Regions from separate parts of the Mus musculus genome. Here region 1 is linked to region 2. The links are chromatin loops, found by intact Hi-C in ENCODE. Cell type or tissue: left cerebral cortex. All regions are shown on one strand. Each heading gives the region's core, and the rest is flanking DNA. Links, peaks and the distances in the headings are about the cores only.

Region 1 (15,175 bases), core at 4,874-12,873, 150 kb after region 2:
TAAATTGCCTTTTCAGTGTGAATTCAGATTCCCAGAACCTACATAAAATACCAGGTGTGGTGGCCTATGCTCATAACTCCAGTGATGGCAAGATGGGAGGTGGAGACAAGTGGATTCCTACAGCTCTCTGGTCAGGTTGCTTAGCCTACTTGGTAAAGATCCAGGCTCAAGCAAAAGTTTCCTAAGGAATGACCCCCAGGCTTTGCCTCTGATCTCTACCTGCATCTACACACGTGTACATATACATCTACATACAGAGAGGCAGAAACATGGGGGTAATTTTTCAAAAACAAAGGCAGGGGTATGAAGATGGAATGGCTTAACATATTTTTCCTACCAGGTGCTGGGTTTACTGGGTGCCACCTTCACTCTTTTCTCTCATTGGCTATGGTTTCTCCAACATTAATCGTAGCTGGTTAAGAAAGATAATTTGAATCCTGGCTGGAAAACACCTCCCAACGATCTTCCCTAAGATGGTCAGTTTCATTTTAGAACAAGCAAAATAGACAACTAGAGAGCCAACAAGAGAGACAGGGAGACCACTCATGTGTAGGAGGCCTTGGGCATAGGCCTCTTTTCAAGGTGCTGTCAGAAGGAAGACAAGATAGGCTGTGCCTGGTATAACATTAAAGGTTCAGGCAGCTGCCCTGATGGTTGATGGCTGGCACATCCCCAGGGACTCAGAGTATCAAGAGTGATGAATGAGGGCTTGGGTAACCAACAGGCCACTTGATACTTTAAAATCTTGCTTACGAGGTCTCTGATTCTACCTAGGCTTTTTTTTATGTGCAGATAAGAATTGTGACTTACCGTTTCAAGAGGAGAGAGGTCCATGAGCAACTCAGTATCTGGGTCAGAACCACAGGATGAAGCGAGGCGAGGGATGGATAGATTCACCCTATCCACATGTCTGGACACTGGCTGTGTAGTGATGGGCAGTTTGGTCATTTGGTTAGATACAGTGAAGCCACTGGCTGTGTAGTGATGGGCAGTTTGGTCATCTAGCTAGCTACAGTGAAGCCTGGACCACAGGATGTTTGGAGGGCATTCCTTGAGCCTAAAAGAAGGGGAAACAAAACTGGGAGACAGCTGGGTTAAGATGCCCTGTGTACGAAACAACACAGTGAGAAGCCACTGACCATTAAGTAGGTAATGGACTCACGTTAGTCTTAGAAAGAGACAAAGAATTGCACTTTACCTTCTGTCTGCTTCTGTCTCTCTGTCTCTTTCTCTGTCTCTCTGTCCATGTCTCTTTCTCTTCCTGTGTTTGTACAAATGCGATTGCATGTATGTGGAGACCAGGGGTAAACTTTGTGTGTCTTCCTTAGTCTCTCTCCAACTTGTTTTCTTTTCTTTAAGACTCATTTTATTTTATTACTTTATGTATATGAGTGTATGTATGTATGTATGTATGTATGTATGTATGTATGTATACCATGTGGGTGTGTTGGATGGCTGTGGAGGTTGGAAGAAGGCAGCCTATCTCCTGAAACTGGAGTTACAGATGGTTGTGAGTTGCATTGTGGGTGCTGGGAACTCAACTCCAATCCTCAGCATGAACATCAAGTGCTTTTAAATGCTGAACTATCTCTCTAGCCCCATCTTGTTTTGCAAGATTCTTAGCTAGCACATTAGGGTAGACTAGCTAGCTAGTGAGCTCCAGTGCTCTACCCATCTCCTCCCCTCAGTGCTGGGACTACACGTGTGCCACCATGGCCAGCTTGTCTACATGGCCAGTAAGACTCCAAACTGACTCTCATCCCTGTGAGGGAAGAACTTTACCAGCTGAACCATCTCAGCTCTGGAGACAAAGTTTCATTCTATAGCTCTGGCTTCTGTGGGACTCCATACATAGACCAGGCTGGCCTTGAACTTATGGTCATCCTCCTGCCTCTTCTCCCCGCCCCACCCTGTGTTGCTATTACAGATGTGCAGGACCATGCTTACATTGCTGTCTTTTTTCAGATCCATCCCTTCTTTTCTCTATCTACTCATCCCAACCTACAACATTTTAATGCATTAGAGACAGAGTGCTTGAGTTACCTCTTAGCATCCTTGTCTTCCTACAGACCAAGCCTTTGAGATTTCAGCTTCCTTCATCAATGCAGACTACCAAAGTATATTCCTTAAGTAAAAGTCATAAGATGTTAGTTTTGATCCTTGTTACTAGAATGAGTCTGTTAAATTCTCAGTGAGAACTCAGTGAACTCCTTCACAGAAAGGTAGGCATTTGGGAGAGGCTACAGAGCTTCACATTAAATTCTATACTTGTGTTATCACATAAGTTCATGCACTTAACTACCTGCCCCCCCAACCTAAGACTCCAGGAGAGAGTCAGAAAACCAATTAACTTCATGTTCTTTTTCATAACTCACATACATCACCTGCATTCAGTATAGGCTTTGAATCTGGTTTATTATGGAGTACGGTGTTTTATTTATTTGCATGTACTTTTTAAATAATAAAGTTTATAAAATTAAAAACAAATCTTGGATTAAGTTGGTAGCACTTATCTGATTCTCTATAAACACTGGATTTTCTTGAGCCTATTGGTTGAGGCCTTGGACTTGTGTTAAATTATATCTCCCCCCCCCCCCCCCGTAGAAGGCACGGGGCTCCATTGAACTATGTGCTGGCCTAATCCCAGTGGATCTTAAAGGTATTCTTTGAGAGTGTCAGCTCCCTCATGAGGTGACAACTAGTCATGAAAATGGCCGTGAAGGAAGTGTGTGGGCTAGGACACTGCCCTAAAGTTTGTGAGACAGAGGCTCTTCTGGCCATGGAGATCTCATTGCTAATGTCAAGCAATCCTAGGTTAGGCACCTTTCACTTGGGCAAAAAACTGCAGAGATTCTAGCATGTAGCTATTACTCCATACCCAGTACTGGTTCTGTCTCTGGTTGTAGGTATGGAGAACTTATGTGTTACATCAGCCCTTCTCTTGCTATTGCTACAAAGCAGGATTCTGAGCAGCAAGTAAGAAAAACCCCAAGGACTTGCTTTGATTGTAACGTGAAGAGCTGGAATGTGTTGGCTTTCTAAGGAGCCGGGGAGAAGGTACTACAGGTCCAAAAGGATGCTGTAGGCATCCCACCTGAGCCCCTGGCTTCTATCACCAGGCCAACTTGATCCTAAACAGCTAGACTCCTTGTGTCATTGATTGGAGACTCCTGTGCTCTGGTTACTGGAGCTCCTGTGCTCAGTCCTGCACGTAATCTAAAGTGCTGGGGGAATGTGGGCTTTCTGCCCAGCCCCATGAAAACATCAACTGGCTACAAGACACCGGAGTGTGAATGTCCGCCTGCCATGCTCCTCCCTCCCAGGTTCAGGCTGAATGTCCTCTCTGTGGCAGCCTCCTGACTTTGTACCTTTGCTTGGTCTCCTCTTCCATCCTCTACTCCCCAACTGGCCTTCCCGGGGGAGTTTTTAGTTCCTCGTTTGTATGTAGTTTTAAGTCTTTGTCTGGCACTGAGCATCTGTAAAATGGAACTAAACTGTCTCACCTTCCCTTGTGTTTCTTAAAAGCCTTCTGAAGTAAGATTTGTTCCCATTTTACAGACAAGGAAACAGGCTGAAAGGATAAAGGGACTCTGCAGTTTGTGATTCTAATCTGCTTCTGGGCCCAGTATCTGTCTGTGTGCCCTGAAACTCAATTAGAATTTGATTTGGGGCGTCTGGAGGCCACATAGGAATTGCCTCCTTAATTGAACCACAGGAATTGAGGAGACCTGGGGTCTGAGGAACCATAGGCCCCCAGCTGATGGTACTTCTGACTCCTCCTCTTCTGCACACACACACACACACACACACACACACACACACACACACAGAGAGAGAGAGAGAGAGAGAGAGAGAGAGAGAGAGAGAGAGAGCTGCTGGATAAGCCAGCAAACTCTGCAGGGCCAGTTCTGTGCTCTACTTACTGGGAAGGCCCAGGGTAGATCAGGGTGCTTGACAGCTAACAGGCACTCAGACCACTGGACCTTCGATCGAAGAACCTAACATAGGGCAGCTTCCTTTATGAGAAAGCCTTTCTGGAGAAATCAATTAAGTCCTAATGAAGGGATTTTCTGAGTTCTTAAAAAGAATTGCAACACCTTGAGTCAATTTCTTACTGTCACCTACATCATGGCTTACAGCGACGACTTCAAACCGATGCCCCTCTGAGGTACGCTTGCCAGCCCCGTTAGCTGAGTCTGTCAGGTTCTTTACCCTTGATACATTTTCAGATGATATGCATATTTTAAGAGTCCAGTGACATCAATTCTAATTCTGGGGAATTACAAATTCTTCTCCCCCATTTCTTATGCAGAAATCTTCCACTAAAATTAAGCCTAGTCATTATACCAGACATTAAACATGAGAAACGGGCTGGATCTGATTGAACCACTCCAGAGGGGGCCAAACGATGGAGTTATTATTTTTAAATTGGGAACCGATATAGCCTTTTGTGTCTTGCTGGCAGTGATATTGGATATTTTTCTTACTTGCGTTTTTATCAAACCGCCCCAGAGTGTACAAATCCGGATCACAATTCAGACGGACATGATGGCCACAGTCCCTGGAACTTTTTTTGTTGAATGCTGTGTGGGTGGACATCGGGATTGGCGAGAGGCCCCACTGAGAACAGGCGGCTGCTGGGCAGCCTCCCTTTAGCCCCGCTCCACTAATGTCTCTCCCAGTGTGGGCTAGCGCCAGGCTGCTTCTGTTATGTACCAGCCCACGATAGATAATTGCCTGCCGGCTTTGTAATGCCTTAGTTCTCGACTGGAGCTGAGAACCAGGGGATGGGCTCTCGGTGTCTAGTAGCATTTTAAGTCATAACCACACAGGGGACTGAAGTGAGATCCAAAGGAGTTTATGGACATCACCGGATTGAACTGGATGCTTAGCACATTGACTCTAGGTTTTATGTAAATAACACATGGGCCTGGGTGTTACGGATAGATGGATGGCTCTGTGGCAAACTCTCACCAGGAGTTAGCAGAGCAGTGAGTTGTCTGTTTCTTCTGGTACTGAGGGTCTGGAATCTGGACAGAGCACAGCAGGGGTGGAATATCTTGGTTTCATTTGCTGTCTGCTGGGCAGAGATGTCCTCTGTTCTTCCACTGCCCAGTGATGAGGACAGAAGATAAAGCTGGCCGGAAAGGGCAGAGCAGCAGCTCAGAGAATGCCCTTGCTGGAGGGAGGGAGGATAACAGGAAATTCTGCTTCTCTAGTTCTTGTCCCTTGGCCTTGCCTGGAAGTTTTGTTTTACAGTTGGTTGTGAGCCACCATGCCAGGACTGGGAGTTGAACTTGATACCTCTGGAAGAGCACTCAGTGCTGGTAACTGCAGAGCCATCTCTCCTGCCTGGAAGCTGTACACGTGGACATGAACGAAACTGAGAGGAGAGGAGGCTACCACACAGCACATGGTCGACCAACTGGACCATACCTCACCCCGGTCTTTACCATAAATCCTTTAAAAATCTGGGGCAGCAGCGAGGGTATCCCATTGCCAGGACTCAATCCTGCTACAGAAGTGCTGCTTTCTGTTTCTCTTAAGCCCGACCTAAGAATCCACAATAAACTTCTCTTTAAACCCCCCTTCCCCTTTATGGTCTGTGTATTTCATCCTTTGAATTCTCTAGACAAGGACACAAAAGCCACCTGTCCTAGTGGCTTTGGAGGACACTGAGTTTTACAGGACCCTAGACCACAAGCTAAGTTTATCAAGAGCCAAGAAAGACTCCATTGCTGTCAAAGACACCTTCAAATCTCCTGCCTTAACTACGAAGGTTCTAGTGGCTGGGGACAGGCTGCAAGGACTCAGCTGGGCTCACAGCTGTCTTCTGCTTTGCTGTGTGGCTTCAGGGCCCCTTCCATCTTCACAGACCACTCAAGATCAGCAAGGTGTGAAATCTCTGACAGGGGAGCTCAGAGCAAGCAAAGGAGCACAAAAGCAGAAACCCTGGAAATGGCATGTATGTATGTATGTATGTATGTATGTATGTATGTATGTATGTTTTAAGTGTGTAGGTATTTTGCTTACATGTATATTTGTGTATTTTGTGCATGCCATGCCTGTAGAATCCAGAAGAAGGCATCAGATCCATGGAACTACACAGTTCCATGCAGTTACTTGCAGACAGTTGTTTAGTTGGCATGTAGGTGCTGGGAATGAATCCAGGGTCTTCTGGGAGAGCAGCCCATGCTTTTAACCATGGCACATCTCTCCAGGCCCCTGCTCCGTTCTGCTTAGAACAGGCACAGAAGCACCACCAGGGTATTCTTCCAGTACCCCCACGCATCAGTTCATAATTAGTGGAAGGGGACTCTGCAAAGGTATGAGGTATGGAAGACATGGCCTTCTAAAGTCTGCTGGTGTGTGAGATCCTACTCTAGGCAGGATCCTTATAAAACAGGACCAGAAAGCAGTTGGTACAGGTCTCACACTCCTAGTTTGAAGGTGTCTCAGGTCAGCTGGATCAGAGATGGAGGAGGAGACTGATGAAGGCACCGAGGACCAGTGGCTAGACCAGAGGCGTGAACACTCAGCCAGAGATGCCGAGACCAGGCTGAGGCAGAGACTGATCCCCATTATGGGATGGCTGGTCTGAGATTTAGCATGTTTATTTTGTTCTTGCCTTCAAATAAAGCAGCTTGTAGATTATCTCCTAGGATCATGGTAGACTCACAGTGAGACAAAGCATGGAGGTATCAGATGTGAACCCAGCCCATTGCCTGGTACATAGCTAACATGGGAGACAGGTTGCTGTAATTGCCATCAGAGTAATGGTGACATTAAGGGGCTCAGTGTTGTGGTCATGGAGACTAGTGCTGGGGGAGTTGGGATGAAGCCAAGGAAATGAACATTTCCCGACTCCTTGACAGGCTCTGCACCTGGCATCTCCTGTTCTCTGCCTCTATGCATGCCCATGGCCTCTGCAGGAACAACTGAGTTTAAAGACAAGAAGACCTTTGGAGGGATTAACAAATTCATACTCATAATGGTCAGGTCTGTCTGCTTCCTCCCTCTCCACTTCTTCCCACAAAGAAAGGCAAGCTACCATAGTGTTTTCAGGTGGACAGCAGTCTTGGGACCAGCAACGACTGTCCTGCTGTGCCTTACACACTGACTTCAGCTCTTGTTAAGTTTTCAATCTGAATGTCCCCAGCAGGTGATGCTCTTTTGGGAGATTGCAGAACCACCAGGAGGTGGGACATAGCTAATGGAAGCAGGTCACTACCCGTGGGCCTTTGAGGATCATAGCTCTGCCCCTGGGCCCTTTAGACCCTATGCTTTTTGATCTATGGTGTTGTGAGGAACCTTTGCCACACTCTCTGGTGGCCTCGAATGAAGTTTTCTGCTATGTCTTCCTTTCTGGGATGGATAGAAATCCCTTTGGGACCATGAGCCCAAAAATATTCCCCCTGTGCTGCTTAGGTTTTTTGTTTTTTGTTTTTGTTTTTGTTGTTTTTGTTTGTATGTATGTTTTGGTCAACTTGACATAAACTAGAGTTATCTGGGAACAGAGAAACTCTGTTGAGGAATGTATCCATTAGATTGGCCTGTGGGCAAATCTGTGGAGTATTTCCTTGATCAGTGATTGATGTGAGAGGGCTCAGCCCACTGTGGGCGGTACCATTCCTAGGCAGGTGGTCCTGGGTTGTATAAAAAAAGCAAGTTGGGCAAGCCATGAAGCAAGCAAGCCACTGAGCAGTGTTCTTCCATGGCTTTTGCTTCAGTTCCTGCTTCAGGTTCTTTCTGGAGTCCCTTTCTGATTTCCTTTCACTCTGGGCCATGGTGTAGATGCATAGGTCAAGCTAGCACACTCCCTCAACTTGTTTCTGTCAGGTGTTGTGGTTGCAGCAGTGTGAGAGTGTCCAATGCAACCCCTGATGCCTTAACTCTGGCCATTTGCTTCTTGACTGTGAAGTGGAAAGCACCCATCTTGCTTCTCCAGAGCCTGTTGAGGGCATTCTGTGGGGGAGGGCTGAGAAGTCATTTGCAAATGCCATAGTGCCCCATGGATGTTGGCACTGCTTTAGAACATAGGTTATCAAGTGTTATTGGATCTGGATAACTGAATAACCAATCTGCCCATGAATTTATGTATGTGTGTATGTGTATGCATACATGTAGGTATCTATGTATCTACCTACCTCCCACCTACCAACCATGTGCTCTCTGCTAATGTGTATTCTACTAATTCAGGGATTTTCAGAATAAGGAGCTTTGGTTTTCTAGAAAGCCCTCAGGAAGGGGTGGGGGAGTTAGGGAGTAAAAGTGCCTGCTCCAGTGTGGTGTGTATAGTGATGTTTTTCCTATGGAATGTCCCCCAAAGATTCCTTAGGTATTGTTTCTCCCATGAGACCTTCAAGAGCCTTTACTAGCACAGCGGAGCAGGACCTAAGCATGCGTGTACTGGCACAGCTGGTCCTCCTTGCTCATATGTTTTCATTATCTTCTTGTAAATATCTCCCGCCTGAGGCCAAGGGAGGTCAGTCCAGTGATGGATAAAATGCTGATTTTTACATCCCTTCCACTGCCGGCTAAAGATTCAGGAATGTTTACCAGCCTGCCGGTTGAACTTTTAGGCTTCTCCAGAGAATAACGATTTAGCTGCACATGTGGAAACGTTGTCATTATCTGTTTAGGGCTGACCATGGGAGAACAGTGACCAAGGAAGCTGGAGGGAGTTGGGCCATGCCTCTTGCTCTCGTTTTCTCTTCCTCTAATTTACCCTGGGTCTGCCTCTCCCTCCTCCTCCTCACAGTCCAGCCGTGCAGCTGCATTCATTTACACCCACCAGTTCTGCCCAAATCTGCCATACAGGGAACTGAAGGGCTTGCAGCCACAGACTCATTTCCTAGGCAGTGAATTGTAATAACACAACAGGACGGGAGTCTTGATCTGGCGCACACTCCTTGGGTTTACCAGAGGTAACAGCATAGCTTGGGAGTCTCTCTCTCTCTCTCTCTCTCTCTGTGTGTGTGTGTGTGTGTGTGTGTGTGTGTTTAGTGGGTAGGTGTCAGTACGTGGGCTCTGGGATGTGTCTCGTGAACACCAGCGATGAAGAGCATTGACAGCACTTGCTGCTTGGTAATGAGATTCAGTGTTATAGGACTGTTATTTTTAGGGTTTAAACTATGAAAATCTCGTTTCCCCACTAGAGGCCTCTTTTCTGTCATTCTGGAGCACACCAGGTGAGAAACCCAGTGTCATCTTTGAAAGTAATAACAGATCACAAGTTAGCGCATAAAATACTGCTCTTGCAAGTCTGGTTGACAAGAGTGAGCTTAAAAATGGAATTTTGGGTTGGGACAAGCAAGGAATAGACACAGGAAGATAAATTTGAAAGTACTGAGTTAAATGAGGACAACGGGGGGCAGAATCTTGAAATGGACATATTCCTTGTGGCAAATCAAGTATCCATGCCCATTGCAAGTCTGCCTGCCCATGTCTGTCTGTCTGCCTGTCTATCCATCTATCCATAGTCATCTTGCACCTATCCTTCCATATGCCTCTCTGTGTGTATGAGTTGCCACTGGGTATACCCTACTGTACACCTCTAGGTGGTTTTGGTCTAAATCCCCTCCCTCGGTCACCTTTACCTCTTCATGCTCACACATACTTCATATTTGTCTGATTCCATGAGTAGAACTAGTAAAATGATTTTGTGTAGGTTTGGAAGCCTTTCTGGTTTGGCAATATGGGCTCTTGAGATAGAGGTTTCGATTATTCTATATTCTGATCCTATCAACCAGTGCATCAAATGTAGCTACTTAGAAAAATCCAGAAGTTTGATCATGGAGGTGCTCATGGCTTTGATGACAAGTCACATGTGTGATGATTTTTGAATGTGCTGCCTTGTGTCAACTTTTCTTAGGAGGACCAAACTTGAAAGAGGAACCCTGTCTCGAAAAAACAAAACAAAACAAATAAAAAAGTCAGCACCAGTCTCTACCCAAAGGCCGGCTCTGTCAAGCTTGTGTCCCCAATCAGAATGGACGTTCTTTTCTGTCTGCCTGATTCACCCTGGCCACAACTTTCTCACTATACTCTGTTTCTTGGGTCAAAGTGGTAGAGCCAAGCGTGACTTCCTGTTCACCTCTCAGCTGGTGTGCCCACTTCCAAAGCGATTCCCAGAGTGTGGCTCCTTCTCCTCTCACTGCTCGCTGTCATGATTACTTCAGTTGCTTCCTTACTGGCTTGTTTCTTCAGCAGCCTCCTTGCCTGGAGCTGTCCATGCAACTCTTCAAAATCCTCGGGGGTGCCACCACGTGGCTGTTTCCAAATTCTCTGAAGACTCCTCACTGAACACTTTAGTGCTTTGGGTCTGCCCATTCTCCGCCTCCAAGGGCAGCAAAGGGAGGCTCTCTGTCCACACTTGGCCTCCTCCTGACTCTCTGACTCACTGATTCCCTCCCACCTTCCATTCTCCCTGCCCACACTGTTTTCTTCCCCAGACGAGAGTGCTTGTCTGGCATTCCATTTTGTTTCTATTCAAATGTCACCTCCTCGGAGAGAGATTATCTTTGAGGATTTGAAATAAAGCACCATCCCTGGGTCCCATCCTCTCTGCACTGCTTCTCTTAGCCTGCTTGATTTTTTTTTTCACAATGGTCGTCATCTTCTGACATCCTATGCCTATGACTGGTTTCTCTGAAGGCAGGGTCAGCTTCCTGAGACAGGGGACTTTTCTTGGTCAGCATTATCTCCAGTGGCTGGAACAGTATCTAGCATGTACAAGGTGCTCATGAATTATTTGTTAGCCAAATGAAGGTTGGTGAAACGGCTCTGTGGGTCAAAGCAACTGCAGCCAAGCTTGACGACCCATTGGACTTATGTGGTTGGAAGGAGAGAACTGACTGACTACTCGTTAGCTGTCCTCTGACTTTTCCATGCACTGTGGAACTTGCACACCCACACACATGAGAGAGCACACACATGCTCGCGTGGTCCATACACACAAATAAACTAGGTATAAAAAATATAAATGAACAAATGAGGGTGTTGCTGGTGCTTTCTACAATGCCTTTATACATTATCTCTAGCAGTCATGTTGTTCAGATGCTGCTGGACGAGCAGTAAGGAAGTGCACTGAAACAAAACACGTTGAAGGTGGGATGATGCTCCTGATGACTCACACACTGAGAGCTCCTTGATCGGAGGAAGTTGCTCAGTAGAGCAGCTGGTAGATGGAGGATCCTGACAGGCACTGAAAACCAGAGACAGAGCAAGAAGCATAAGCAGAGACCATGGAGGAAGGTTGCTTACTTACTTCAGCCCACTGGCTTTCTTGTGGAGCCCAGAACCACCTGCCTAGGAATGGTGCTGCCCATGGTGGGCTGGGCCCTCCTATATTAATTAGCAACCAGGATCATGACCCCTAGACATAGCCACAGATGAAGTTGAGCTGGGAAGTTCTTCAATGAGGCTTCCTCCTTCCAGGAGTGCCCTGTGTTGTGTCAGGTTGACAAGAAAAATTAAACAAGATGCCAGGTGACCTATAAAACTTTCTTCTGGTTTTAAGTTTGCTATCATGGTGCCAAAAAAAATTTCTCTGTTTTCATAGCACCTTAAAGCACATTTCTGTAAGGGATGGATAAAGGAAAGGTGGGCTTCTTAAAATGATTGGCAGTAGAATTTTATTTAGTCACAAGGGCAAAATAAAATTACGAACTTTGCAGGGAAATGAGTGGACCTAGAAAGCATGATATTACAGGAGATGATCCAGGCTCAGAAAGACAAATAATTCATTTTTTCTCATATATGGATCATAGCTTGACTATAATATATGTTTATCTAGGTGGCAGCGAATGTAGGCTGAGCCTAGGAGACCAGAAAGGGGCCAGAGAGGGGGCTAAAAGACGCTATCAGAGAGGGTAGGTAGGGAAGACTATAAAAAGTAAGATGTTAAAGTGAAGAATACAAGGGCCAAAAAGATACAGTTGAGGGGAAAGAGAATGTGTTGGGGCTAAACAAAATTGACGTTAGGGAAACTGGTTACTTTGTAGGCTAATTACAAATCAATAAACAGATCATTCTGGAAGAGGGGGGAGGACTGTAAGAGCTAGAGGCTAGGGAGGGCAGTCTGCTGGTCTTGACAAGGCTGCTGTACTTATGAACTCACAGCTACCCACACAAGGTCAAGCCTGACAAGCTTTCCAGCATGGACAGGAGCCTCACTGACAGCAGAGGATCTATAAGCCACCGAGGGCTGCTCCTCCAGGAAGGATGGTCGCTTTCCTTCAGAGATGAGGTCCCTGGAAGGTTGGTCATCCTCCGTCCAGTGTCAGACCCCACACACATACACAAGGTCAACATTAACTGGATTCTGTGGCTAAAAAGAGGACGTGAAGTTGGGAGGGAGATGTGGGTGTGGAATCTGGGTGGGGGTGGGGAGTGAGGGGTGGATATGATCAAAATCCCTTTCGTACACATGTGAAATTCTCAAAGAATAAATATATAGTTTAAAAATAAAATTAAGATCAAGTGACCATAGGTGTGTGAGTTCAACCACCAAACCCAGTCACTATTGCAGATGCCAACAAGATTTTGCTGACAGGAGCCTGTTATAGCTGTCTCCTGAGAGGCTCTGCCAGTGCCTGGCAAATACAGAAGTGGATACTCACAGTCATCCATTGGACAGAGCACAGGGTTCCTAATGAAGGAGCTAGAGAAAGTACCTAAGGAGCTGAAGAGGTCTGCAGCCCCATAGGAGGAACAACAATATGAACTAACCAGTACCCCCAGAGGTCCCTGGGACTGAACCACCAATCAAAGAAAACACATGATGGGACTCATGTCTCTAGCTGCATATGTAACAGAGGATGGCCTAGCCAGCCATCAATGGGAGGAGAGGGCCTTGGTCTTGTGAAGTTCTATGCCCCAGTATAGGGGAATGCAAGGGCCAAGAAGTGGGAGTGGGCGGGTTGGGGAGCAGGGGCATTGTATAGGGGATAGGGGATTTTCAGAGGGGAAACTAGGAAAGGGATAATATTTGAAATGTAAATAAAGACAATATCTAAAACAATAAAATTAAAAATATTATAAAATAAATGTCTGATGACTGCAGAAAGGGAAATGGCTGTGAACTAGGGAGACCTTGCATTAGCACATCAAGGGCTGGAGCAGTGGGCCTTGGGCCTTCTGGAGAATGTGCAACACACACACACACACATACACACACATTCTACGGCGTTGAACCCTCTTTCCTAATTGTCCCCAGTAGTATGGATATGGGTTGTCATCCTCAATGAGAAATTTCAGGACTTGAGGGATGAATGACCCATCTTTAAATTACTCATGGCTTAAAATAAACCTCATATTTGGAACCATGAAAACTCAAACTTGTGCCATGATTCAGATTCAAGGCTCTTTATGAACTATAAACTAAGTTTATCTGGTTTTGGTGCTGTTCTGAGATGGTCAGAGGCTAAACTATGGTTTCTTCTTCTTCTTCTTCTTCTTCTTCTTCTTCTTCTTCTTCTTCTTCTTCTTCTTCTTCTTCTTCTTCTTCTTCTTCTTCTTCTTCTTCTTCTTCTTCCTTCTCCTTCTTCCTTCTCCCTCTCCCTCTCCCTCTCCCATTTTTTCCTCTTCTTCTTCTTCTTCCTCTATTTCTTCCTCTTCTTCCTAATTTCCTCCTCTTCCTCCTCTCCTTCTCCTCCTCTTTCTCTTCCTTTTCATCTTCCTCCTTTCTTCTTCCTCCTTTTTCTTTTTTCTTCTTCCTTCTTTTCTGCCTTCTCTTCCTCCTCTTTCTTCTGTGATAAGGTCCAGAGTGGACAAAGTCACATGTCATAGCAGGGCACTTAGGCCTCTAGGGCTTACATGGTCATGTGATTGTGATTTGCTAAGAAGGCTTTATCAGTAGCTATGGTGTGTATGAAAGAGATAGTGGGGTAGACACTGCTCTCAGGAGGAGGCAGGCTGACAGGGGATCTGGTGATTTCTAGGGATGGTGGTTTAGATGTCACCAGAGGGAGGTGGTAAGGTATTGACTGACATGCCACAGCCTAGATATGTCAATTCCAGGCCTAAATGTTGTGCTTACCCTTGACCTCATGTGAGAAGCTGGTCCTGATGTGAGTTACCCCGTGGCATCTGGCTGTCCTCTGTCAGTGATTACCCTGTTAACCAATGCCAACAGGTTTCAATGGAAGTTTTTCAGAATAATGCAAAAATGTAGCAGAAGGGTTGACAAAATCCAGATTGTCTCAGGTCTCTGGTCATCTGATATGTCTATGCTCATTAAAACTCTGCCTGAAGAGCCCTAAGTCTCAGAACTCAGGTTGACAAGTTCAATCCTTTGTATGTAGATGAGTGTGAGAGAGACTTAGGTATGCCTGTCTGTACTAGGTGAGCTGTAGAATGCTTTTGGCTCCCCATACACCTCTGACCCTCCTTCTAGATAGCAGTAAGTGTCTCCTTGGATTACCCAGGAGATTCTGTATCCTTTGGGGGTCATATTCAACTAACAGGCAGGGATACTTAGATTTGTATTCAACTAACAGGTAGGGATACTGTGTTGTCTTAGTTTTTGGAAAGCAGTCTTCAAGGGAAGGTTTTAGGCATGATGTTTTATTTGGAATGAAAAAAGTGACTTGGTTGTGGTGGCTTCTACCTGTATCTCAAGTACTTGAGAGGCTGGGGCAGGAGGATTGTGAGTTTGAGGCTATCTGGTCTATGTAGTAAGATGCTGTCTGAAAACCATAACACACTTTCAAGAGTGGGAAATGCTAGGGAATTAGAACTTTCAAAACAGTCAAATAAAATAAGCCACTACCCATGCTTGGTGGGAGTGGTGTTATGTAAACATAAGAAAGGAAGAAAAGCTTTCTTTTAAAGACAAAGCTGGAACAGTGAGATAGAGAGAGGAAGGCAGCCAAGAAAGGATGCGTTAACAAGCCAATGTTCCAGCTTCCTATGAGAGTGACCAGACCCCATCCTCAGGGACATTCTGGGAAACAAAAAGACTACAAGCCCCAGGCTTTGCTCCCTCTGGTGTTTACATACCCACTCCTGCCAGTCATGGGTTGGGGCTTAATTTATTTGACTGTTTTGGAAGTAAGACAGTACTTCCTTTCCAGCATGTCACACTCTTGAAGGTGTGCTTTCTTGAGGAAAGTCCACCAGCAAGGACAGCTGGAAGTCCATCTTGAAGTTTAAGAATGGAAAGGGCTTGGGA
Region 2 (15,175 bases), core at 4,193-12,192:
CCTTGATTTTGATTTTTTTTCAATTGTGTTGTGTACTTTCCTGTTAAAATTCTCACATATATATATTTTAGATTTACTCCTGGATATTTAATATTTGGGATGCTATTGCTAATAGTCTTTTTAAAAATTTGTTTTTAAGTTATTGCTGGCATTAATAAATTCAATTACTTCTGAGCATTTATCTTTAGTAATATTATTACATTTTCTTGTTAATTCTAAAGTCTGTAGATTATTTTGGGTTATTGTTGTGCATATAATCCTCTCATTTTCAGACAATGGAAATAAAATATTTTCTTCCTAATATGTTTTGCCTGTGTTTATTTTTCTTACTGAGCTGGTTAAAGCCCACAGAATGATGACAAGGAGAACCGTATTTAACCTTGTATTAGACTCAGAGAGAAAAGATGTCATCTCGCACTTTTGTTTGATGCTGAGACATCAGTTCTCATGTTAATCAGGGCCTCTGTTAGCTGATAGGAGAATCTCCATGTATTTGTTGTGCTGAAACTGCTGGTTCATAACCTTTGACCTGCCAACCCCTTGAGATTCAGGACGCTGTATTCAAGGTTGCTGTTTAGCCTGCGTTTGCTGTGTAGCTGAAAATGACTTTGAACTGTTGATCCTCATGCTTCCGCCTCCGGAGTGCTGGGATGAGGAGTGCTGGGATGAGTGCTGGGATGAGGAGTGCTGGGATGAGTGCTGGGATGAGTGCTGGGATGAGTGCTGGGATGAGGAGTGCTGGGATGAGGAGTGCTGGGATGAGGAGTGCTGGGATGAGTGCTGGGATGAGTGCTGGGATGAGGAGTGCTGGGATGACAGGCACGTTCCACTGGGCTCTGCTTGCTGTGCTATGGTAGTTGCACCCAGGGCTTCCTGCATGCTGAGCAGACGCTCTATAAACTGAGCTAAATGCCAACTCACCTAGTTTTAAGAACATCAACAGATACATTTTTAAAGATGAAATGTAAGAAATTTCTTAGATGACATGAATTAGCTTCCTTATTAACCATATGTGGCAATAATTTTCATTTGTCCTTTAATTTTATCCATGGCATTTAAAAACACTGCCTCATGGAGAAAGTAAATCATATATAAATTAGAATAGTGCAATAAATCTCATGTATCTGTCCCTCAATTACATCCATTATGTATAGTTTTATTTACAGGTTGCTCTGATTTTTCCAAGTTTTACATATATCTATAGGGCCAAATATTTTACAACGTCTTCAATTCTGTAGGATCTTTTGATCCATATTCTTTAGTGCTGCTTATACATATTAATATTTTTCTGTTGTGTTTTGACATATAACATCTCATTTAAGATGCTGTTCTCTATTGTAACACGGAGCTGGGTACATTCCCTGAAAGATTTCCATCTTAAGATGGAAAGAAATGCGTTTTCTCTGGGTGGGATGAGCACGTCTTATATTCGTTTGATCAATCTTCTGTAGTTCTTTTACATCTGTGACATCTCTATTTTTATGAACTTCTTGGCTGCTATGCTTTATTGCTTTTTGATAGCACAAAAATATCAGATGCTACAGGTTTGCACACAGCTCTATAGTGTATAGCTTCAATTTACTTATTAAGACTGAAACAAAATACTCAAAAGTCGATTATAACAAATGTGTGCTGACTTGGTGTTATTTATGTTTTTATTTTTGGAGATAAAACCTCATGCATCCCTAATTGGACTTAAGACCCGATCAACAAGCGGGAACTCATACCTAGCATTGGAAACCTAGCCAAATACCCAGAGTTAGGGAGGCCACAGATCTTGGAGGAGAACCTACAATAGCCACTTTACTAAACCATTGTAGCCCCCGACTACATTCCAAATAATTGACCTTTTACCCACAGGTAAGTGTAGTCCACACCCCTCAGCAAAGAAACTTCTTTTTGCAATTGACAGAGGCCATTACAGAAAACAACAACCAGTCAAAATGAGTTGCTGAGCCCAGTCCCAATGGACAAATACATCTACTAAACAATTCCCACATCTAAAGCTCAGGGGACACTGCGGAAGAGGGGCAGAAAGATCCTAAGAATCAGAGGATCAGGGGATGTGCTGTGAGATTGCATCTCCTAGGACTGCCAAAAGCTGCACCCACAGTGTCTCACCAATGCGACTGCCTGAACGTGAGTTGATCAAGGACACCACCAACAGACATGCTAATGCAAATGAGGGGAAGCTGGAGAGGCCTCAGCTTTCCACAGAGAACTACAGGTAGCTAAGAAGTGCTGAGAAGGGGAGAAAGAGCATCCCCTAAGGGAGAGCACATCACTTGGTTATCTAGTACCAAATGTCCAGTCCCGAAAACACACATAAAGAACATTATACAGACTGGGCAGGTTATATTTACATATTTAAAAATAGATATGCATGTAATGACAAGTCATGGAAAGAGAAGGTGTGAGTCGAGGGTCACTAGGAAATGTGTCACTACATTACTGCAATCTTACAAAACAACCTCAGGCTGTGGATATAGCTCAGTTTGAACAGTGCTTGCCTAGCATATGAAAGACCCAGGGTTCAATCTCCAGCACCACATACCCTGGATAAAAAAGAACATTAGCCAGAAGAGCATCCTATGTGAAGGCCCTGCGGCTGTAGCACAGATAACAGATAAAGGCATTGCTTATGCCATCCTCAAGGGGAGCTTTCTTTCTCTCATGGGCTCGAGAGACCTCTTGTGTTCCATTAATAGCTAAAAACAAAACCACACACACACACACACACACCCCACACCAAAACCGAAAGAAAAACCAGGTATGCGTGTAACTGGCTTGTTTGTGGCTTAGTTTTCCAGTGGCTCTCAAACCATCTCAAACCAGAGTGTATAGAGCCACCTCAGGTGTTTGTGAAGATAACAGGGGTAGTGGTGGTGGTGGTGGTGGTGGTGGTGGTGGTGGTGGTGGATCCTGAAGGTAGGGGACACAAACCTGTACGTATATCTGTATGTGTGTGAGTGTTTTGTCTCCATGTGTGCCTATGCACCATATGCATGCCTGGTGCCCACATAAACCAGAGTAGATGTTGAATCCCCTGAGACTGGAGTTACAGATGGTTGTGAACCACCATGTGAATATGGAGGAGCACACCTTAGTCCTCTGCAAGAGTAGCAATGCTCAAGGTTTGTGGTGTGAACAAACCTTTGATTTCTTGCCCCATTCCTATCTCTATTTGGCTTTCCAGAGGCTATGCATGAAGGGCTTTGTCTACTGGCATGAAACATGCATATTACTCATGCCTATAATAAATGGTACTTCATCAGTAATACACCAAGCCATGATTTGCAAGAATATCTTTTTGGCAGATTTAATGATTGCACTTTGATATACCGATCCCTCTATTTTTGCATAAGAGGGTCTTCGCACATCCTTGAATGTTGTAGCTTGAGGGTGCAGTGGCCCTGTATTGCTATCTGTCATGGCATGGTCACTTTGACTATCCAATGGAAGAACTTGTTGCTTAAGTTCTTACTCCTCACTTTCCAATATTTTTCTTTTCTTTTCTTTTTTCTTTTCTTTTCTTTTCTTTTCTTTTCTTTTCTTTTCTTTTCTTTTCTTTTCTTTTCTCTTCTCTTCCCTTCTTTTCTTTTCTTCCTTTTCCTCTTTCTTTCTTTCTTTCTTTCTTTCTTTCTTTCTTTCTTTCTTTCTTCCTTCCTTCCTTCCTTCCTTCCTTCCTTCCTTTCTTTCTTTCTTTCTTTCTTTCTTTCTTTCTTTCTTTCTTTCTTTCTTTCTTTCTTCATACCTTCTTTTATTTATTTATTTATTTATTTATTTATTTATTTATTTTAAACTTCAGATTTTATTCCCCTCCTTGTCCACCCTCCAACTGCTCCACATCCTATACTTCCTCCCTGACCCCCTGTCTTCACGAGGATGGCCTCACCCCCCCACCCTACCCCACCAGACCTCTAAACTCCCTGGGGCCTCCAGTCTCTTGAGGGTTAGGTACATCTTCTCTGACTAAATCCAGATCTGGCAGTCCTCTGCTGTGTATGTGTTTGGGGCCTCATATCAGCTGGTATATGTTGCCTGGTTGGTGTTCTAGTATCTGAGAGATCTCAGGGGTCCAGATTAATTAAGACTGCTGGTCCTCCTATATGGTCGCCCTTCTCCTCAGCTTCTTTCAGCTTTTCCCTAATTCAGCCACAGGAGTCAGCAGCTTCTGTCCAAATATCTGCATCTGACTCTTTCAGCTGCTTGGGTCTTTTGGAGGGCAACCATGATAGGTCCCTATTTGTGAGCGCTCCATAGCCTCAGTAATAGTGTCAGGCCTTGGGACCTCCCCTTGAGTTGGAACCCACTTTGGGCCTGTCGCTGGACCTTCTTTTCCTCAGGCTCCTCTCTATTTCCATCCCTACAGTTCTTTCAGGCAGGAACAATTATGGGTCAGAGTTTTGACTATGGGATGGCAACCCCATCCCTCACTTGATGCCCTGTCTTTCTACTGGAGGTGGGCTCTACAAGTTCCCTCTCAATATAGGCCATTTCATCTTCGATCTCTCTCTTTGAGTCCTGAGAGTCCCTCACCTCCCAGGTCTCTAGTACATTCTGGAGGGTCCCCCCAGCCTTCTATCTCCCGAGGTTGCCTGTTTTCATTCTTTCTGCTGGCTCTCAGGGATTTCAGTCCTTTTTCCCCACCCAATACCTGATCATGTTCCCCTCTCTGCCCCCATTTCCCCCTTTCCCTCCCATATCCTTCCCCACTTGCGATTGCTTTCTTCTCTCTTCCAAGTTGGACTGAGATGTCTTCACTTAAGTCCTTCAGCTTGTTGACCTTTTTGAGTTCTGTGGGCTGTATCTTGGGTATTCGGCACTCCACCCCCAAAACATTTACTTATACCATGCATGTCTTTTTTGGGTCAATCAGCAACCTACCGATTGGGGGAAAAAATCTTCACTAACCCCACATCCGAGAGAGGGCTAATATCCAAAATATATAAAGAACTCAAGAGGCTAACCACCCAAACATCAAACAACCAATGAAAAAAATGGGTTATAGAACTAAACTGAGAATTCACAACTGAGGAATCTCGAATGGCTGAGAAACAGTTAAAGAAATGTTCAAAGTCCTTAGTGATCAGAGAAATGCATATCAAAACAACCCTAAGAGTCGTCTACCTTACACCAATGAGAATGGCTAAGATCAAAACCTCAGGTGACAACACATGTTGGAGAGGATGTAGTGAAAGAGGAACACTCCTCCACTGCTGGTGAGATTGCAAACTTGTACAACCACTTTAGAAATGAAACTGGAGGTTCCTCTGAAAATTGGAAATAGATCTACTTGAACACCCAGCGATACCACTCTTGGGTATATACCCAAAAGATGCTCCACCATGCGACAGGAGCACGTGTTCCACTATGTTCATAGTGGCCTTCTTTGTGATAGTCAAAAGCTGGAAACAACCTAGATGTCCCACAATAGAAGAGAAGAATGGATACAGAAAATATGGTTCATTTACACAATGGAATACTACTCAGCTATTAAGAATGAGGACATCCTGAGTTTTGCAGGCAAATGGATGGAATCAATTTTTTTTTCTTAATCATTGGTTTAAGAAAACATCTGTGCTTGATTAAGCATCTAGGATGTGCTGTGCACTGATAGTTCCCCTTTCACATAGTTACCATCCATCCCTTTGCCTTCCTAGCCTCAGCCTAAATCTCTGTTTAAATATAGATTTTGCCTGGTTGCTTTCCACCAACTCTTAGAAGCCAAATACCTGTTTGGAAATGAGAGATTTGGCCACAGTGACCTTTGGAAATTCCTACCCAGAACACATACCTTGAATTTTCCTCGGTTACTGTTGTCTGTGCCATTGGCACATTTCAAGCCTTAGGGATGTGCTACCTGTGCACTGGACTACTTGTTGCCCAACTCTTTCTGCTCCACCCGTGCCCCATTGGTCCCAAGAAAGGATCTCTTCTAAATAGTAGTTCCCGATTGGCTAGCACTGTCTGCATCAACAACCCTTGGTCTCTCAGGCAGTGCTCGGTGAGTCCCGTCCCCCCCCCCCCCCCACCGCCCCTGCAGGAGATGCCTTTGCAGCTGTGCAGCCCTGGTGTTTACATAGAGGTGGCCACCACTGCTTCTCCTATAAGGATGAAACTACTTCACCTTAGAAATTGCAGTGGCTTAATAAATACCTAGAGACGGGAAAGATGACTCAGTAGTTAAGAGCACCGAGTATATGTGGGTTTGAGTAAAATGGCCCTCATAGGTCCATAGGGAGTGTCACTCCTAGGAGGTACCATCAGAACCCTCAGCTAACTCTCCAATACCATGTTTGCCTGCTTGTTACATGTTATCTGCCATGATGATAATGGACTAAACCTCTGAACTGTAAGCCAGCTCCAATTAAATGTCTGCCTCTATAAGGGTTGCTGTGGCCATGGTGTCTCTTCACATTGGTGGAAACTCTAACAAAGGCAGTGTATAAGCATGAACCTGAGTTTGTGTAAAGAGAAGGGTATGTCTACATTTGTGCTTGTAATCCCAGCACTGTAGGGGGCAGGAGGGCTGATGGACCTTGTTGGCCATCATTCTAGCTCCAGGTCCAGTGAGAGATCCTATCTCAAGGGAAAAAGGTGGGGAGTGGTGGAGCAGGAGAGTCGATGCTTTTCTGTGTTCTCTACATGTGAAAACAGTTACACACACATGTGGATACATGTGCATATATACCACATATGCAACACCACCACTAACAGCTACCACCAACCTGCACCAAATTTGTTCTTTATTATTATCCAACGCTTCCAACAAAACATATGAACAGTGTGCTAGTTACACTGTGGATGGGTCCCATGCATGTGTGTCCACCCAGTTATGGGTCTCGTGCATGTGTTTCTATCCACATATTCTTTGTACAGGCTTAAATAAAAAATAAGGGTAAGACTAGGCAGGAGCTATTTCATTTTTGTTTATTCTGAAGGTGGTCATCTTCTACCTGCACTCTTCTTTTCCTCAAGGTGCTGGTGGTATGGTGGAAAAGCAGCAAGTGGGTGTGAGACCCTGTTTTGAGAGGTGAGAAATGAGCACGTGACCAGAGTTTAGGCAATGAACCATGAGACTCAGTGTAAGCTGCGTGGGGGAATGAGCTGATTTGAAATGCTTGGTGTTGTCTCAAAGGCTAGGCTGAGGGCAAAGCTAAGCTGCCAGGGAGTGGGAAGGAAGAGAGTCATTTTAGTGGCAGTGGCTGGTGACCCCAACTTCACATCTGGCGCAACAGGAAACACACAGGCCGATATGAAGCCTTGGCCATGTGGGGGTGGGAGTGGGGGTGGGGGGTGGTGGTGGTGGGTGGGTGGGGGTGGGAGTAGGCTGCAAGAGCCAGGTTCTTTTTCTATGTAATTTATCAACAACAAAGAACCCAAATCCTAAAGTTTACATGATAGGTGGAAGGAAGTTCTGATTACTCACAGAGGTTTGGTGCTGCTTTAGAAAGACGACAGCGAGAAAAGCATGGCGACCTGTGGTATCTATAATCCTCAGGCTCAGAAGGCTGAGGCAGGAGGATTGTCATCAGTTTGAAGCCATGGGAACTTAGTGAGTTCCAGGACAGCCTGAGCTGAAGTGTGAGACCTTGTTTCAAATTGAACAAGAAAAAGGAGTTGTGAATTTTCAGAAATGAAATTTCAGTGTTTTTGCTTTATGATGGATTTTAATCTGCATGTGGCATCCAGCTCTTTGTGAATAGCTGAGCTCTCCAACAGCGACCCCCAGCGATATTGCTGGCCCCCTGTTTCCTTCCTTTGAGATTCAGCATTGCAGACAAAGATTACCATCACCCTGCAGATCCCAGGTCTAATACCTGCCACCCTCTCTGGAGAGCTGTGGGTCACATCCCCAAGCTGGTCCAATTGATTCCTACATAGGCATCATCAGAAAGTGGAGACTTGCTTTGGTTGGTCCTTGGTGTCATGCATACATGCATACACACATGTATGCACACATGCACACACATGTTCTCTAGGGATAACATACAGGAGAAAGCTCTACTTTTGTAGATCTTTTGGACTTTCTTTTCTCACTTCCCCTCTCCAAAAAAATAAAAAAGGGATCTTGATAAATTCGTCTTCCTATTTGAAGTGCAGAGTGAGTCTGTGCGTGGTCCTTTAAAAAGTAGACTACAACTTACTTATGCTCAGGCCATATGGACTCTGGAGTGGGCGTTTTCGGTGCCAAAATAAACTCCCTGGAATTGCAGCCATGCACAGTGAGGGTGGAGAGTCTTCTTGTCACCTTAGGAAACGAGTTTATTTTGAGCAGTGTAGAGTGGGTTTTTTCCCCATTATAAAACCAGTGCAGGCTTATTATAGAAAATTGCGAAAATGTAGAAATGGCAAAGTTTGGTCAAACTTTGAAGAGTGGAGGTAGAGTCTGGCTGATGGCTTCTGGTCCAGCACAGAGAGAAAAGGAGGGAGGGAGGGAGCAGGTGGTTGAGCACCTTAGGCTTTCTGGGCTCCACCTTGAGAAAGCCACACCCCCATCCTGCAGCTGGCTGTGAGATGGTTGGATAAAGGGGAAGAGAAAAGCCCCCACAGGCTGGCTGGCGTCGGAGATCTGTGCTCCTTCTCCAACTTCATATCACAATGACCAAGTTTCTCTGGTCCCCCAAACAAGCTTTCCACTGAGGAAAAGTGGGCTTAGCAGAGATCACTGCTTTCCCCTACATCAGTGTCTTGCCGAGAGGGTGTGAGAGCCCTAATGAAGCTGGAGAACAAGAGCGATCACTGCTTCCATCCACGGTGGGCTGAGGGCTCCTGCTTCACACCAGCCTCTGTGCTAGGGGAACACATGACACGTGTACAGGTGTGGTGCTGTACTTCCAGCCTCATGATTTAGTACACATGCATCCTCATGTATGACCGAGGGGAGAGTGGCCTGCGGTCACAGGACCTCAGGAAAGGCTGTAATCTTACCTTGTCTTGTGCACCAGATCCTCATCATTTCAGACCCAACTGGAGTCGACATCATTCTCTATTCATGTTGACCCTGAATAAGACCCTCTGAGTGTGAAGGACGACAGAGGCTTGATGGAGCTGGAATGGAAGCTGCCTGACTACTTTTTCCTGATACGATATGTCAGCTCTGAGCACAGTGTGAATGAGGATCCAGCCCAGGACCCAGACCCTGCCAGCAAGGGACCCCTGGGACTCTCTTTTCAACACCCCTTAGACAGCCAGTGTCCAAAACCGAACTCCACTTGTCTTCTCTGAATTATAAACCTCCCAGAACTTCCAGAAAGACTTTACTCAGGCCTTATGGTAACGTCTGCCCTTAGGTTGTCTGTACTATAAGCTATCTGGGTAAAGGAACAGTTGCCAATCTCGCTTTCCAGAAAATGGCTAGGAGGGGATTCATTTTGAGTGACTGGTGAGTAGACAGACTCTGGATGTGAGATGTGAAGATCTGTGGTGCAAATATTGTACACAGACACTTGCACACACATTTGCATACATACTTTCACACACCTTCACACATACCTTCACACAGACTCACAAACACACACACACAGACACTCACCGACATACACACAGGCACACACTCAGACATGCACACAGACATGCACACAGACACACACACACACACACACACACACACAGACAGACAGACACACACACAGACACACACACACACACACACCCCTTCAGAAGCTCAGCCCTGGAAGCTCTTCTTCATGGTAACCAGCATTGTGTCTTGTGATCACCACAGCACATCACCTTTGATTTCCCTTACTGGCTTTAATCTCAAAGACCTGTTTTCTTATCCCCCCAATATAAACCCACTTCAAAGTTCTACCATCTACCATTCTCATTGTCTCAGGCTGGGGAAGCCATTAGAACCTTTGTCCACTCTTGTGTTGAAAGGCTGTTTTGAGAAGGATGACCCCTGGGTTATTTCAATGTCTCTGGTCACCAGAATGAGGAAGGCCAGGGCTGACACCATGTTCTTGGCTTCAGAGCAGTCTCGAGTATAATATTTTATCCCAACAGTCAACGCTGCGTATTCTAGATTCCAGTTTTAGAGACTGGGTCCCCACAGCTGGGAGGAACTTACTGTTTTGTAGGCACAAAGATTTTCTTTGTTCCTTGTTTGTTTCCCCGGGGAAATGTGAGGCAGTAGTGATCCATTGCTGTGGGGTTTGGCACAAGGAAAGGGAGGCGAGGCTCTTCCATCTGCTTTTCTATGGTGATTTCATGCACGGGCTAGCTCTTTGTCAATGTGGCACAAGCTAAAGTTATCTGGAAAGAAGAAACATAATTGAGAAAATGTCCCCATCCTATCACCTGTAGGCCAGTCTTGATTAATGACTGACATGGGTGGGACCAGCTCACTGTGGGTGGGGCTGCCCCTGGGTGGGTGGTCCTGGGTGTATAAGAGAGCAGGCTGAAAGCCCCAGGGTGCACACCAGTAAGCAGTGTTCTCCTTACTTAAAGCAAAGTACATTAGGTTTGCCCTCCAGGTTCCTGCCTTTCTCACCTTGCCTTTCCCTGATGGAAGCAGGCTGTATGGAACCTATAAGCCCAGTAAACTCTTTCCTCCGCAAGTTTCCTTCAGCCATGATGTTTTGTTGTAGCAATTATAACCCTAACTGGGACCCTTCCCTTTTGTTTCTTCAAGCCATTCACAAGTCAGAGGCTTTGGTGAGAATGAAGTGGAGCACCGAGTTTGGTTTAGACACTGACAGAGAAAATAAAACAAGAGCCAAGCACGAGCTAGGTGTGAACTGAGCCTGGGGTTGCTCAGACGGGAGGGAAGGTCCCCAAAACCAAGCCAGCATGTCTACACCTTATGCCTCATCTAATCTCTGAGAGGAAATTCCCTATGGCAATTGTCTCACGTGGCTAATGGAGGCCGAGGCGTTATAAGCTGGCCTTTCAGAGAAACTAAACGTGGCTTTGTTCAGATCCAGTGGCCCCAGGACTGAGGAAGCCAATGGCTTAAAAGTCTGAGCTTCTGATGTTCAGGGAAGGATGAGAGAGGTGCCCCAGCTCCAGGATCCACCTTTACTCTACCTCTGTGCCATAAGATGCCCACCTACAATCAGTGAGGATGGGTCTTACCCACTCATGGAATCAAATGTCCATGTTCTGAAGAGACTCTAGTAGACATGCCAAGAAGCAGTGTCTTAGCAGATGTTCCAGGGTCCCCTGACTCCCAAGACTGCCTACCACTGGGGGTATAGCTTGTTTACTAAGGCAGACAGCAGCAGGGTTGACCTCAGCCAACTGCAGGTCTAATTTCTGGATTCTGTGCTTATCTGTATTAGAGACGTCATTGGAAAATTAGCCAATCAACCCTTATTAAGGGTCTGATATGGAAAATTATCTTCACAGAGGACTGCTCAAGAGGCTGTTGTTATGAACTGAGCGTTCCTATGCGGAGGCCTAACCTCCTGTTGGAAGTAAGGCCCTTGGGATATAAGTCTGTTTAGACAGGTTTATAAGGTGGAGCCTGCATGACAAGATTAGGCTACGTGAGAAGAGAGACAGACAATAAGAACCAGAAGACGACACCGGAGAGCAAGTCCTTCTCAGGATGCAAATTTGCCTTTGCCTTGATTACTTTGGATCTTCTTAGCCCTGTGGGAAATGAGAAAGTAATTTGTGCCTTTTAGGCCACCAGTGTGTGGCATTTTGTTGCAGCATCCTGATGTGTCTGAGACAGACACGTAGGCTTTTTTTTTCTTTAGGGCTTCTGTTCCCCAGCCTTCTCTTTGTCTTTCATTGTATGATGCTGACTGTCTGCTCTAGGGAGATGCCTGAGGACGGGGGTTCTAAACCTGTGGGGTTATCAGTCCTTTGAGGGTCAGATGGCTCTGTTACAGGGGTCAAATATCAGGTATCCTGCATATCAGATTAATTTTTAAAAGAAAACCATGATTCTCCTCTCAATCCCAGGTGGGGTTCCCTGCGAAGCTGATTCTGAAATGACCCTGGGTTTTAGGAGGCTGTGTATGGGACACTCTGGGATCCACATCTGTGGAAGGCAGAGAAGGAGATAGTTGTGGGCAGAGTGGAAGGTTGTGACGTCGTCTCAGTAAAGTCCATAAGAGAGGGCAGGGGAGATGGCTCCGTGGGTAAAAACACTTTCTATGCAAGCCTGAAGCTGGAGTCATCCCTGGGATTCATGGACTGAAAGTCGTCCTCTGACTTCCCATGTGTGCATGCACACACCCACACCCATACCCACACCCACACCAAATCCTCAGAAGATTCCACTGTGGGACCTTGGGCGAGGGACCTCTACTTACCAGCTAGGAGTCACCTCTCTATAGCATGTAGAGGAGTATTTAGTCTTGAGGGGGCATCTAGGCAGTGAACCACAATACCCAACTTACCCTATCAGTGGTGCCTTGTGGGTATCCACTGATCTGAGGCTTTTGTAGGACTGTGGAAGTTTCTTTGTGGGAGAATTTAGCTTGCATTTGCAAATGTTTTCCCCTTTGTGTGTGCTGGGTGTCACTGCCACCTGCAATTTAGGATCTCCAAATCATGGCTATCCTTTTAATTTTATAATTGCCTTTCCAGAATAATAACCCTATCCAGGTGTTTTGTATCACAAAACAGCAAGGGAAATTAATTTCAATTAGAAGGGAAAAAATACAAAATGAAGTAGAGATGTGGAAAGAAAAAAAAAAGCCTACACACATTTCTTTGAGTGTACTTCGTCTAGGTAATTAAATTCCTGCAATGTGGCTGAACCATTGGCAGAGGTGCCCTTTAGAGACTGACATTTAAAAACTGCATGGCATTGGAGAATCTGAAGGTGTTTTGGCTGTCCAGTACCCATCTGTAAGTAAGAAGGGGTGGAAAGAGCTGGAGGGGCAGGGAGCAAACTCAAAGGGAGGAGCAGATTCAAAGAAAGAAAGTGTCTTAGGCCAGGAAGATAGCTTAGTCAGTAAGATACTTAGAGGTTAAGCATGAGAACCCAGGAGGACCAACCCCTAGAACTCACATAAAAAATAAGTGACTGTCTGTCTGTCTGTCTGTCTCTGTGTCTCTGTCTCTGTTTCTCTCTTTCTCTTTCTGTGTACAATTGTAATTCTGGTGCTTGGGAGGTAGAGATAAACAGATCCTTGGGGGCTTGATGGCCATTTAATCTAGATTTGATCAGAGCCAGGCCAGTGAGAGATGCTGTCTTAAAAATTAAAAGTGGCACAGGCACAATAGTGGCATAATGATTATGTAGTTAACCAACCACTATATGAATTGTTTTGATGCCAACTCCAAAGAAAGGAACCCTTACCTGTTACTGTGAACATGGTCTAGAACTTGTGTTTTGGGAGGCCATAGGTCCTAGAGAGACCCCCATTGCTGTTGTTTCAGTAAATGGACATGTTATCAAATTGCCTTCTGCATGCTCATGTTTCTGACAAGAGATTAGTGCTGCTTTCAGCCTTCACGGACAAGATTCTTATCACTGTCAGGAGCCGTTAATGCAGAGACTCATAACTGATCAAAATGCCAAGAACAAGGGATGCTGGAGTGATTTGCCCTAATCAGGATGCTTATATAATTCTGTGTTCCAAGGCTCAGGGAACATCACAGAGGAGGGGTAGAAAGAATGTAGTAGTTGGAGGATAGAGAACTGTACCACATATACATACATACATACATACATACATACATACACACATACACACATACACATATATATACATATACATACACATACACACCTGCATACTCACATACACACACAGATACATACACACACAGATACATACACACACATATACATACATGCACACATACACACCTGCATACTCACATACACACACAGATACATACACACACATATATGATATATACACACATATATATACACACATATACATACATAACACACATACACAAATACATATATACATACATACACACGCATACATACAGAGATTCATACATACATGCACACATACATATATACACATAATACATGTATACACATACATACTCATATATACATACACACATACATAATACACAGATACATGCATACATACACATATATACATACATACACATATACATACACAGATACATGCATATATACACATACACACATATATACATATATACATACATACATACATACACACATACATAGACACATACATGCATACATAGATTCATACATACATGCACACATACATACATATACACACAACATACATATACACACATACATACATATACACACAGATTCATACATACATATACACACACATACACAAATGCACGCATACATACACACATATATACATACATAGATACATACACACATACATATACAGGTTCATATATGCATACATACACACATACATACATACATACATATACACACATACATACATAGATACATATACACACATACATACATACATACATACATACATACATACACACATACATATACAGGTTCATATATGCATGCACACATACATACATATACATACATACACATACATACATACATACACATACATACATACACATATACATACACACACACACACACACACACACACACACACTTCAATCTGTCATTGCCTATGTAGTGAGGTCCTTGGGCACCTTGGGGCCATGTTTTCCCACCTGCTATTCCCTTCCTGTTCAGGAGCAAGGCTGGTCTGCCATCTCAGCCAGGATAGCTATCATTGCTCATCATGGTTTCATCCAGCTTGAAGACATTAAACTCTTTGACATTTTGTTCATGTGTGTGTTTTAGGAGTATGCAGATGTGAGTGTATGTATTTGTGTTTTATTTTGCTGGCTTATTTTGCTTAACAAGATGGTTTCCAATTGCATCCATTTTCCTGCAAGTGCTATAATTTCCTTTGTCTTTGTGGTTCTCTAGGCTCCATTATGTGTATGTACCATCCTTTCTCTATCCAGTCATTCACTGGCAGGCATCTAGGCCTGTTTCTTGTCTATTATGAATGGCGCTACAGTAAAGTTGTTGTTTACCAATCTCTATAGTATGGTAGTTTATATCCTTAGGACATGCCCAGGAGTGTTATAGTTGGGTCACAGAGTAAGACCATGACTAAAACAATCATTTGAAAAGAAGAGAGGGATAAAGGGCAAAACCAGAAATTTTGAGGCAGAGTTTTTCCGGGTCATTTAAAACTGGAGTCTGCCTGGTGGACACTAGGGT

The links. Peaks named below come from ENCODE experiments on the same cell type or tissue, not always from the same donor. Only the 100,000 strongest peaks of a DNase experiment are listed, where the experiment ranks them.
Region 1: it touches region 2 in a loop (11-fold over the local background); 4 of 42 quality-filtered maps call a loop at or near these places.

What each region holds. Positions count from the first base shown.
Region 1 is chr9:113,336,218-113,351,392 of GRCm38, reverse strand. The region is part of intron 4 of Gm39436 (predicted gene, 39436); the gene reads left to right. Among named protein-coding and RNA genes, the nearest start is that of Gm39436, 16 kb to the left of the region's middle. In left cerebral cortex, for the core only: a CTCF peak has its summit at 9,175; DNase peaks (open chromatin) are centred at 8,223, 9,055, 10,345 and 11,136; H3K27ac peaks cover 6,799 bases.
Region 2 is chr9:113,481,869-113,497,043 of GRCm38, reverse strand. It overlaps AU023762 (expressed sequence AU023762), which reads left to right. Exons shown (of 5, transcript NR_040760.1): 5 at 1-298. Among named protein-coding and RNA genes, the nearest start is that of Gm36540, 21 kb to the right of the region's middle. In left cerebral cortex, for the core only: a CTCF peak has its summit at 7,760; DNase peaks (open chromatin) are centred at 7,810, 8,205 and 10,154; H3K27ac peaks cover 6,110 bases.